2 separate regions of the Homo sapiens genome follow, and region 2 is linked to region 1. Evidence: read pairs that join two places in POLR2A ChIA-PET (ENCODE). Cell type or tissue: OCI-LY7. All regions are shown on one strand.

Region 1 (5,000 bases):
TGAGTTTTCTCCAATATATTTCCCATGGAATTTAGAGGTCAGTGAAAGTGAAATATGGTTTATAAAAGTAATATAGATCCATGGAATAAACCAGATAATTCCAAAGCAAGATGAATCAATAATATTGCAGGGTCCCAGACCTAATTAATAAGGGAATGACTTTTCTCCAAAGGGCTTGGACTTTTGACTAAGGGCTTGGAAAGAAGTTTTAAAGTGTGGTGATACTGGTACCATTTTCTCTAGAAAAAATCATCAGTGAGGAGGAAAAACAACAATTCTTTGTTTCAGATGAAACAGAAACAATTTCTGATGTTTTATCAGAAATTGTTATCACCAATTGCTAAAAGATGTGATTTAGGTACTGTTTTAAAGGGATTATTTCTACAAAAATAATTTTAAAAACAAATATATTAATTCAACTAACAATTACTGATCACCTACTATATATTCATGTCTGTGGTAGGTGAAACATAAAAGACAAGATTTTTTTAAAAAACCTATTTTAGTCTCACGGTGCTCACAGTTTAGAGAAAGAAATAGGCTTACAATAACAATAACCCATTTCCCCAGTTTAAAAAAAAGACACTGACTTCACGTGGCCCAGATGCCTTTCTGGGGGATCAGGAAGCTTATAGCAGAACTTACATTGAACTCCAGATTTCTATCAAAATCCCATGATTTTTCCACTTGACTGTAGTTTCCAAACATCAGTTGTTCATATACCACTTCACCATTTTGCCAGGTGTTGCACCTCCAGTGTGGTGTTTACTTAGTATCTATTATGCTGGATTTGTTCCCACATAAATATATTTCAGTAATTTACTGTCACAGCTATGATGGGGCATGTTCTTATGCTCCCTGAACTATCTCAGCTAACACTGGGGGTGTGTGCCATTCATTTGAGAGACACGCTGTCTACCATGCTGTTATCATGTTTGTAGAGAGAGCCAGAAATCTCTGGCTGGAGATGCTAAGACATCCCCAAGAGGAGTTCTGTCCTGACTGCTTATGAGTTGAGAGCATGTTGATTAGTTTAGCCATGAGGAGGAAAAAATGATCTGATAGAGAAGCAGGTATTGTGTTCTGTCTTGAAGAATACGTAATTTATTGGATAGGAAGAATGAGGCAGTGGAGTGTGCTGAGGCACAGTGGGGAGCAGGGGAAAACAGTGGTAGTTGTTACTTTCAGGTGCCCGAGAACAAGAGGTCCAACAAGGAAGGCTGGAGTTGGAGAGTAGAATGGATTAGAGGCAAGTCTAAAAGGGGCTTTGAATGTCATGCTAAGAAATTTCAGTTTCCAGCAAATATTCGGGTCTGGGCTTTTTCGAAAAAAAAAAATTCATAGAATCATCCCTTTTAGAATAAGAAGTTAGATCATTAGTAAAGAAAGTGAGGGTCAGAGAAAGGAATTGATTTGCCCTTGGTAACCCAGGATATTGGTAATAGATGATCTGAAAAGTAGGGCTCTGCTTCTTAACTTGCTACTCTTTATGCTACCTTTAGCTGTTTCCGATATTTATTACTTAGCAGAGCATTGCTGATTGAAAGATTGGGTTGAATTGGAGATGGGTTCATTAGAAAGCGTCAGGTGCAGGTCCTGTGGACACACGGGAGGAACAACCACCTTTCTACTGTGAGCTGAGATGCTTCCCAGAGACGATGACACAGATGCTGGGTTTTGCTGCAGAAGGTGCTGAACAGGAAGACATAAATGAGGAGAGACGTGAGGCATAGCCTCAGGAGGCGCTGGTGTACTAAGAGCTGGTGATTGCTGGAGGCCAGGGAGCATACTTGAAGGTTGGATCTAGACCCTGGCTGTCCATAGCCATAGCTCACTAGGGCAAATAAATCTGCTTTTCAGATGTTGCTGTTAAAGCCAACGATGACAAAAATGCAAGCCAGTATGTAAAGTGAGAAGAATTTAGAAGGCTTCCTTAACCTCAATGTGGTCAGGTCAGCAGTGACTTCCATAGGGCAGTGGCCATTTTTTACCACACTCCCCTTTTCCTCTGCATGGATACTAGTGCAAGCCTGTGTTTTCCCACACACACTTGCCAGCAGAGCTTCCTAAGCTTTGGAGATGTTGCTTCCCTGCCTGAAATATTTCAGCGGCTTTCTGCTTCTCCCAGTAAAAAATGTACAGACTGTGTAACATGGTTTAAAAGACCCCTTGCCCCGGGATTTACCCCTTCTCTGTCTCATTTCCCAGCTCATCCTGCCAGGGGACTTTTTCCCTCCCTCCAACATGGATTCCCCATTCTTTATGTCTACATTCCTCACTTTTCACTTGAGCATCCACCTGCCTTGACTCCCCAGGTAGGAGGTTCCATTAGACATGGATTGAGGAATAGAACTTGACCCATGGCTGGTCATCAGAGCCAATATCCATGCTCATTCCACTCCAACCTTTACTGGAGAAGAGAATCAGCTCTCAACAGCATTACTGAGCTCGTGTGGATACTTCCCATCTCTAGCAATGAGAAGGAAGCTCGTGTCTTCATAAGAACTACATTTCACCATTGGAAGACTGGAACAATCAAAATGTCCTGGTATGGATTCAGCTTCCTGAAATTTCTACCCATTGTTTCTAGTATCTTATGTCCAGGTATTCTTTGTTCATCCAAGAGACAATTTCTGTCTATGCTGTCTGCATAGACATTACATTAGGTTTCGGGGGAGCAGAGCGAGCTCCAATGTCCTCTCCTAAGGAGCTGAAGAACTCAAGGGTAAGATAGATGTATAAACCCAAACCCAAAGTCTCTGCGTGTGGTGACTAAGCACAAGACACGGCTGACTCATGCGCCTTCACAGAAATGAGGCCTGGTGTTCAGCAACCTGTGGGGGTTTTCCGGAAAGAATATAAAACAGGAGCTGTTTTAGAGGGAACTATGCGTATGAAAGCTTGAAACAATTAACTCCCTGAATGTTCAGAGACCACTGAGAAGTTCTAAGTAACTGAAGCAGAGGAGCTTAAAGGCTGAAGGCTGGTAGAGGGGCACTCATGAGGACTGACGGACGGCAAAAGGCGGTGCTGGATGTGCCACTTGGGCACAGACGACCGAGCGTAGTTGCCGTGCCATAGAGCAGTACTTTTAAAATTGTAGGTGCCTGGACCCCATGCCAGAGCTTCCTAATGTTGGAGGGCTCAGAGTTCACCTGGGCAGCCAAAACCTTAAAAAGTCTCAGATGATTCTGGTGTGTACCCCCAAATGATAACCTTTATAGTAGGCAAAGATTTTAAGAGGAAAAGCAAAAAGTGACATAATTAGAATTTTATACTTTGGGCTGGGCACAGTGGCTCACACCTGTAATCCCAGCACTTTGGGAGGCCGAGGTGGGCAGAACCCTTGAGGTCAGGAGTTCAAGACCAGCCTGGCCAACATGGTGGAACACCATCTCTACTAAAAATACAAAAATTAGTCCAGCGTGATGGCAGGAGGCTGTAATCCCAGCTATTCCAGAGGCTGAGGCTCGAGGATCACTTAAACTGGGAGCTGGAGGTTGCAGTGAGCTGAGATCACACCACTGCACTCCAGCCTGGGCAGCAGAGCAAGACTCAGTCTCAAAAGAAAAAAAGGTTGAAGGTTGGATCTAGACCCTGGCTTTTTATGCTTCTCAGCTCCTCGACATCTAGTACCAGCTTCCCCACCCCTCGCCCCTGGCAACACACACACATGAGGTCCTTTAATGATAGCTGAATTTTTTGTCTGAGATTTTATTGTACTCTTTAGTTAAGAGATACTGCGTCAAGTATTTTAGAGGTTAATAAAGTGAAAAAACATCAAAGCTTGTGAATGAGTCCAGGTGAGGAAGCCCACCTTGCTCTCTTATCCTGGTGCAGGGAACCTGCTTCATGCCACAGATTCTTGAACCCCCTTTTGTTGTTTAACAAATTTTAGCTTTATTTTATAGGAAATAATACAGGTTGCAGAAAAATTCTGAGAATAGGTAAGTGAACAGTGCTACAAGGACTGATTACTGTAGTTAGATGCTCCATAAATCTGTCATTTGAAGACAATAAGAACATCTTGTAAATAAATTGAGAATCTGATGGAACAGGCATTTGCAAAGGAGGGGGATGTGGATAGGTGTGGGTTACAAGATGGCATGCTTTCATAATGATCTGCCTTGCAGCGTAATATTCACAAAACACTAGTGAACACTTGGAGATCCCTGTGAGGGGCTGCCTAGTTTAAACTGCTACATGATAATTTAATAACAGGTTAACAACACTATAGGAATGTTTTGGGTTCTCAGAATGCCGATACATTCTTCTGCCCCTTCTTAAGGTGCTTGGTGTATACCTCGTCCCTAGAAAGGGACTTGTGTATTGGTAAAGGCTGCCCATAGAAAGTTCTCAGAAAAGCAGTTTTCTCTGAATTCAATGGGATATTTACATCTCTTCTTAGAAATGTCTAAGGATTTAGATTATATTTCTTGAAATCTTTTTGCGAATATCTTTTTTCAGTCTGACTTTTGCAATACTCAGAATATACTAATTTTTTCCCTCTTTATTCAGTGGGCCAGAAATAAGTGGATCAGATGTGAAACAGAAAAGAAAAAGTGCATGTCTTTCTGGAAAAAAAAGTGCATGTCGTTCTGCGTGTGTGCATGCACACACACATGGTGGGGGTGGTACTTAGCATGGAGCGGGCAATACTTTGGTCTTGCCATATGGCTTATTTGCAAATATAGATTGTAGAAACTTAACCACACTAAATTAGGCATCTGTGCTTGACAATATTGCCTGAAGTTAGGCTTTCAAAATGCAGATAATCATATTAATGCTTTTACAATGAGGCTTTTCCTTTGGGTCTGGGGCTTAGTGAGTGGCATTCTGAGCTCTGTTCTTTGGTTCTTGTCTATGACCGTGCCTCCCACTTGTTCAGAGTTCTGGAGAACCTGGGGTCATGTTTTGTCATCTCTTCCACAAAGGTCAAATGTGAGCCCTTATTTTCTGGACACCACTCAAGTGCCTATGGGATTGTATTTTATATGTAA
Region 2 (5,000 bases), 150 kb before region 1:
ATTTTGGTGGAGTTAAAGTGAAATGAGTAGTTTTTAAACATTTTTCCTGTCCTTTTTTTGTCCCCCCTCCCTTCCTTTATCGTGTCTCAAGGTAGTTGCATACCTAGTCTGGAGTTGTGATTATTTTCCCAAAAAATGTGTTTTTGTAATTACTATTTCTTTTTCCTGAAATTCGTGATTGCAACAAAGGCAGAGGGGGCGGGGCGGGGGAGGGGAGGTAGGACCCGCTCCGGAAGGCGCTGTTTGAAGCTTGTCGGTCTTTGAAGTCTGGAAGACGTCTGCAGAGGACCCTTTTGGCAGCACAACTGTTACTCTAGGGAGTTGGTGGAGATATTTTTTTTTCTTAAGAGAACTTAAAGAACTGGTGATTTTTTTTTAACAAAAAAAGGGACCATTGCAACTTTTGTTAATTTAATTTTTTTTTTTTTTTTTTTTTTTTTTTTTTTTGGAGGGAGAAAACTGATGTCTTCTATGCATCCGATTCTTAACAAAACTGCAGGGAGCTTGAAAAAATGCAGACTGTACAAACGCTTACAAAAAAAAAAACTGTGAACTGACTTAAGATCAGAGTTTACTTTTCAGATCAAATTGTTTATGGTTTTACAAATGTGATTTCTACTTGCCAACTTTTTTTTTGTAACTTGTTCCCTTATACCTCCTTGATTGAATACCAGACAGCCTAGACCTCAGTACAAAAGGTATTGAAACATTTTTGATACATAACAGACCTCAGTCTTTTTTAAAAATTAATATATTTTCAGGCGTATTTTTGTACAGTGAAAAGGGAACATTCTTGCTGTGTTTTTTCAGTAAGACTTTCAGGCACTTCTTCCCTTTTGATTTCTTTTTTTTCCTCTGTTTTTTAGCATGCAAGTATGTTGGTACGTTATGTCCTGGTTTAAAAAGGATTAAAATTTTAAAATAATCCTTGCATCTAAAGGCCTTGTGGTTTAAAAAAAAAAAGCAAACTTTTTTTTGTACAGCTATAGTAGAGATTTGTTCAATATTTGTAGGTAAAGATTTATTGAAAATGGTGATATAGACCTCAGAGCTGTTATCTTAGTTTAAAGATTGTATATGTACTGTACTATAGTAGGACTTTATGTATCTCATACGCTGTGATGTGGATGGGGCCCCAGATGGAAGGTTTGAAACTGGATTCTCGATTTTTAGCAAAAAAGAAAAAAAAAAGGCACATAGTTTAAAAAGTTTCTCATTTTGTGCAATATAATCTAAATAAAGTACAGACCATCTGCATATTTTGTAGCAAATGGTGGCAAAGCAGACTCAATGCACTGTCGACATCATTGCCTGTTTTTTTTTTTTTTTTTTTGTGCTGGAAGTCTGTATCTTGACAATTTTAATAAATCAGCTGGAACTGATAGAAACTCGCATCGCCAATAGTCTCTATGGAAGTCAAACTGGAGGTCCTGTTGTCGCAGAGCATTCGGTGGTGAGGCTGTTGTGTGCGCGGATGAGGGGAGGTGGCAGGAGAGAATTCTACATTTAGGGGGTTAGGCTGAAAAGTGTTCAATTAGCAGGCTGATTTCTTTTTCCTCTTCCGCTAGTTGTGAAAGACAGGGGAAGGGTGTTCTTTCTCTCTGCCCTCCCTTTCCATCTCCAGCTCCCCATTTCCTTTCTCACCTCCTCCTCCACTCCCTGCCTCTTCTCCCCACCCATCCTGGCGGGCGGGCTGCGCGGAGGCTCGGGAGCTGGCCGGGGAGGGGCGGATGGAGGGGCCTGGGTTGCCAGCTCCCTTGGTCGGGGTCCTGCTCGCTGGGGCTTGTGTGTTCTCTGCGGCGGGCCGCGTCCCCGCTGAGCCTCGCGGTGACAGCCGCCTTTGGCAGCGAGCGCTCGGGGCACTTCTATCCCCGCCTCTCAAAGGGTGGGGACAGCCGTTTCCAGATTTGAATTTTTTCTGTTCTTTATTTTTAACGCTGCATCTTCGCGTGTGCTCAGAGGTGGTTGTTGGCGGAGAACGCCGCCGCAGTGTTTGACCTCTAGCGGTGAAGGGGGAAGGGGAAGAGGAAAGGAGAGAAGTGGTCGGTGTCTGTTTCCTTCTGTCCCCCGGGGCCGTGGAGCTGTCGGAGGGAAGGAGGACGGTGCGGGGCCGCAGGGGGCGCGGGGCGCGGCGGGACCCAGGCTACGAGCGGGAGGGAGGCGGGAGTCGGGGGAAGACGCGGCAGGCCGGCCGAGGGCACCCCGAGGAACATGGCATGGCCTCTGTGCGATCCGAGTCGCGGTCTCCGGGGTGCCTGGGAGGGCCGAACCACTGGTGAGGGCGTGGGGAGCAGGGGGTGGCAGAGGGCACCCGGGCGGTAGTCCGGGACGCGCAAGGCAGAGCCCTGACGCTCCGGGTCCCCGTGCCTGGCTCTTCTTGCCTCGCCACCGCGTGCTCCTGGGCGCGCCCCGCCGCGGGCCCTTGAGGCGCGCGGAGACACCAGCGCTGGCTTCCCGGGCCCGCGGGCCGGGGAGGGAAGCCTCGGGGCTGCGGGGTGAGAGGAAGAAAGCAAACCCGGGGAGCAGGCGGCTGCCGCACCCGCGCACCCCGGGCCCTCACCACGCCCTCCCCGCGCGCCGGCTCAGGGGCTGCCCCGGAATCAGCTCCCCGGGGCCGCCGCAACGAAGGTGGATCCGCATCTTGATTGTTCTCCGGGAGCCTCCTGGGGGCTCCGGCGGCGGCGCGGGCGCGACCCATCCCGCTGGCGCTCCCCGCTCGCTGAACCCCGTTTGCCTGTCCACACCCCCTCGCTCCCCACCATTTTTCCTGACCGGCCTGTGTCCCCGAGCCCTCGCGGCAGGCCCGAGCAGGCGATCGCGGCCGGGCACGCGCGCCCCGGGCTCCCGCCCCCCTTCCGAGCATCCGCCGCCTCTTTTCTGCTGGGTCTGGGAGGAGGGAGGCTGGGAGGCCGCTCGGGGCCCAGCGTGCCAGCCCCGGAGTTCAGCCTCCCGAGCTGCGGCGCCCGCAGCGGAGGAGGTTTTCAGTGGCTGATTGAAACTCACTGCAAAATCACCACGACTCTTTCACCTACTGAGATGATTGACCGAGGTTTGGCCTTCCATTTTTACTGAGATTTGGCGAGACCGAATGGAAGCGTCCGCACAGTAACTGCAGCTGCTAGGCCAGAGGGGCCCCGGCGCCCTTCCCGCCTCCCCTCCCGCTTGCTTTTGCCTTACTCGATCTTACCACCACCCCTCCCCCGGCCCCCCGACTGAGAACTCGGGCCTCTCACCCGCCCCCCAGCCTCCCGCTCTGGGCGAGCCTCCTCCCCAGCCCCCACCCCTGGGATGCGAAGCCAGCAAGCTTTTGCTGCAGATGGACAGGTTTCTTTTCTGTGGCTTTTTCCTTTCGATAAACCATCAGATTTCAGTAGTACATTTGGGAAAAGAAGGGGCTGATGGCGTTAACCAGGTTCTCAATATAGAACTGGATTTCTGGAGTTGTTTACCTTACCCCACACCCCCTCAACATGTAGACTAATGCAGCCATTGGTGGTACATTTATTTTAGCCACGGATAATTGAACCAGCGGTTTACAATTGACACGTGCTCCGTGCTGGTGATTTTATGTGGCAGCCCTCTGCTGCAGTTCCGAAACTTGTTGGCAACGTAAACCCATTGATAGGCTGATCTATGTATTTTGAAAGCCTGAAAACTTGGCATGTCTTTTCTGTTTTAATCATAGATGAATCTTGGACATTTTCTGTGGTGAGGTGGAAACTTTAAGTAAATTAGTAAAGTAATAATTTGGCTTCAGAATGGGAAGAGATAGTCAAGATTTTTTTTTTTTAAAGCCATGTGGCCTAACTTGATACAAAAATAAAAGTAATTGTTTGGCAATCTAAATTTAAAACCTGTTAGAACTCAGGACAGGCGCTTCAATGCGCTTTTTAACAATATTTAAGGCTGTTTTGATGAGTGCGTTGTGAGAATCATCTTAATGAATTCTTTATTGAGTGTCTAAAACATAGTATAATACACATGGTATTCTTGCCACTGGATAGTCTTCAATAAAAGTTTAATTGATTTTTTTTTGTTGGTCTCTTAAGTAAGTCTTATTTTTAACTAAGCATTGACAGAATATCTTAAAATGGTAACCTGGGGGTGGCGGGTGGGTGCTGTGTGCACGGCAGCCTAGCCAGTGGGGATCCTGCTGTTTATTATAAGTAGTTCACAGACTCTGATGGCATTTTGGTAAGCTTTCCATCTTTAAGAAATTGAACCAGCATTCTCTTATTAATTCTTTAAACTGTGGAAGTAATTTCCAGTTCTTACACTCTGATACGCATCCCTTTTATTTAAAAAAAAAAAAAATGCTAATAAAAGGCAGTGTACTTAAACTGTGCTTTGCAAATATTGTGTATGTTATGAATGACTACAGACACTGGGCAAATTATTTGTAGAATGATTATCCTTTAGCTAGAGAAAGAAATCATTACAACTCTTTTGGGCAGAGATGTTTCTTTTTAATGTTAATCAAGGGGAAGTGATTTAAATATGCATAAATGTAGCAGTCAGGGTGATTTAGTTGCTTTTTTCATGAAAGAAAAAGACTCAAAAGACAAGACTTATTTTTCTCTTCTGGGACTTGAAATCATAATCATCTGATATTAGTACAGTACAAGAAATTTACATTTGTTTTTTACTTCAGAATTTAAGTGACTTTTGCCCAAGGAATTTGAGAAATAAGGCAAATAAGTTGCTCTATTTTAAAGTAGTCATTCAATATAAATATATTATATCAATCTTAACTTTTTTATTCTCTGATATGATTAATAATATGTATATTCTTACTTTTCTTCTAATGGGCATATGTATCCTTGTGGACACTTTGAGAGAGGTTTTCTTGGACTCTCCCATTTATAGAATCTTTATACTCTTTTACTGTGTGGTTCCCTGCTTTTAACAGATTTCTGAGGCAAATATATTTGTGCTTTTTTCTTATGTAGGAAGACCAGCGAAAATAGTTTACTGAGTTGTCAATTTTATCAGTAGATAAG

What was found. Peaks named below come from ENCODE experiments on the same cell type or tissue, not always from the same donor. Only the 100,000 strongest peaks of a DNase experiment are listed, where the experiment ranks them.
Region 2: POLR2A ChIA-PET joins it to region 1 with 10 read pairs; 3 of 35 experiments call an interaction of 5 or more read pairs at or near these places.

The regions. Positions count from the first base shown.
Region 1 is chr2:5,844,270-5,849,269 of GRCh38, forward strand. No RefSeq gene overlaps it. Among named protein-coding and RNA genes, the nearest start is that of LINC01810, 34 kb to the left of the region's middle. In OCI-LY7, CTCF peaks have their summits at 1,753 and 1,954; no DNase peak of the experiment used is centred here.
Region 2 is chr2:5,694,252-5,699,251 of GRCh38, forward strand. SOX11 (SRY-box transcription factor 11) reads left to right here. Exons shown (of 1, transcript NM_003108.4): 1 at 1-5,000. Among named protein-coding and RNA genes, the nearest start is that of SOX11, 4.4 kb to the left of the region's middle. RefSeq lists silencers at 2,356-2,445, 2,736-2,905. In OCI-LY7, CTCF peaks have their summits at 2,017, 2,222 (motif pointing right) and 4,117; DNase peaks (open chromatin) are centred at 1,890, 2,340, 3,030, 3,150 and 4 weaker places; H3K4me3 peaks cover 5,000 bases; H3K27ac peaks cover 5,000 bases.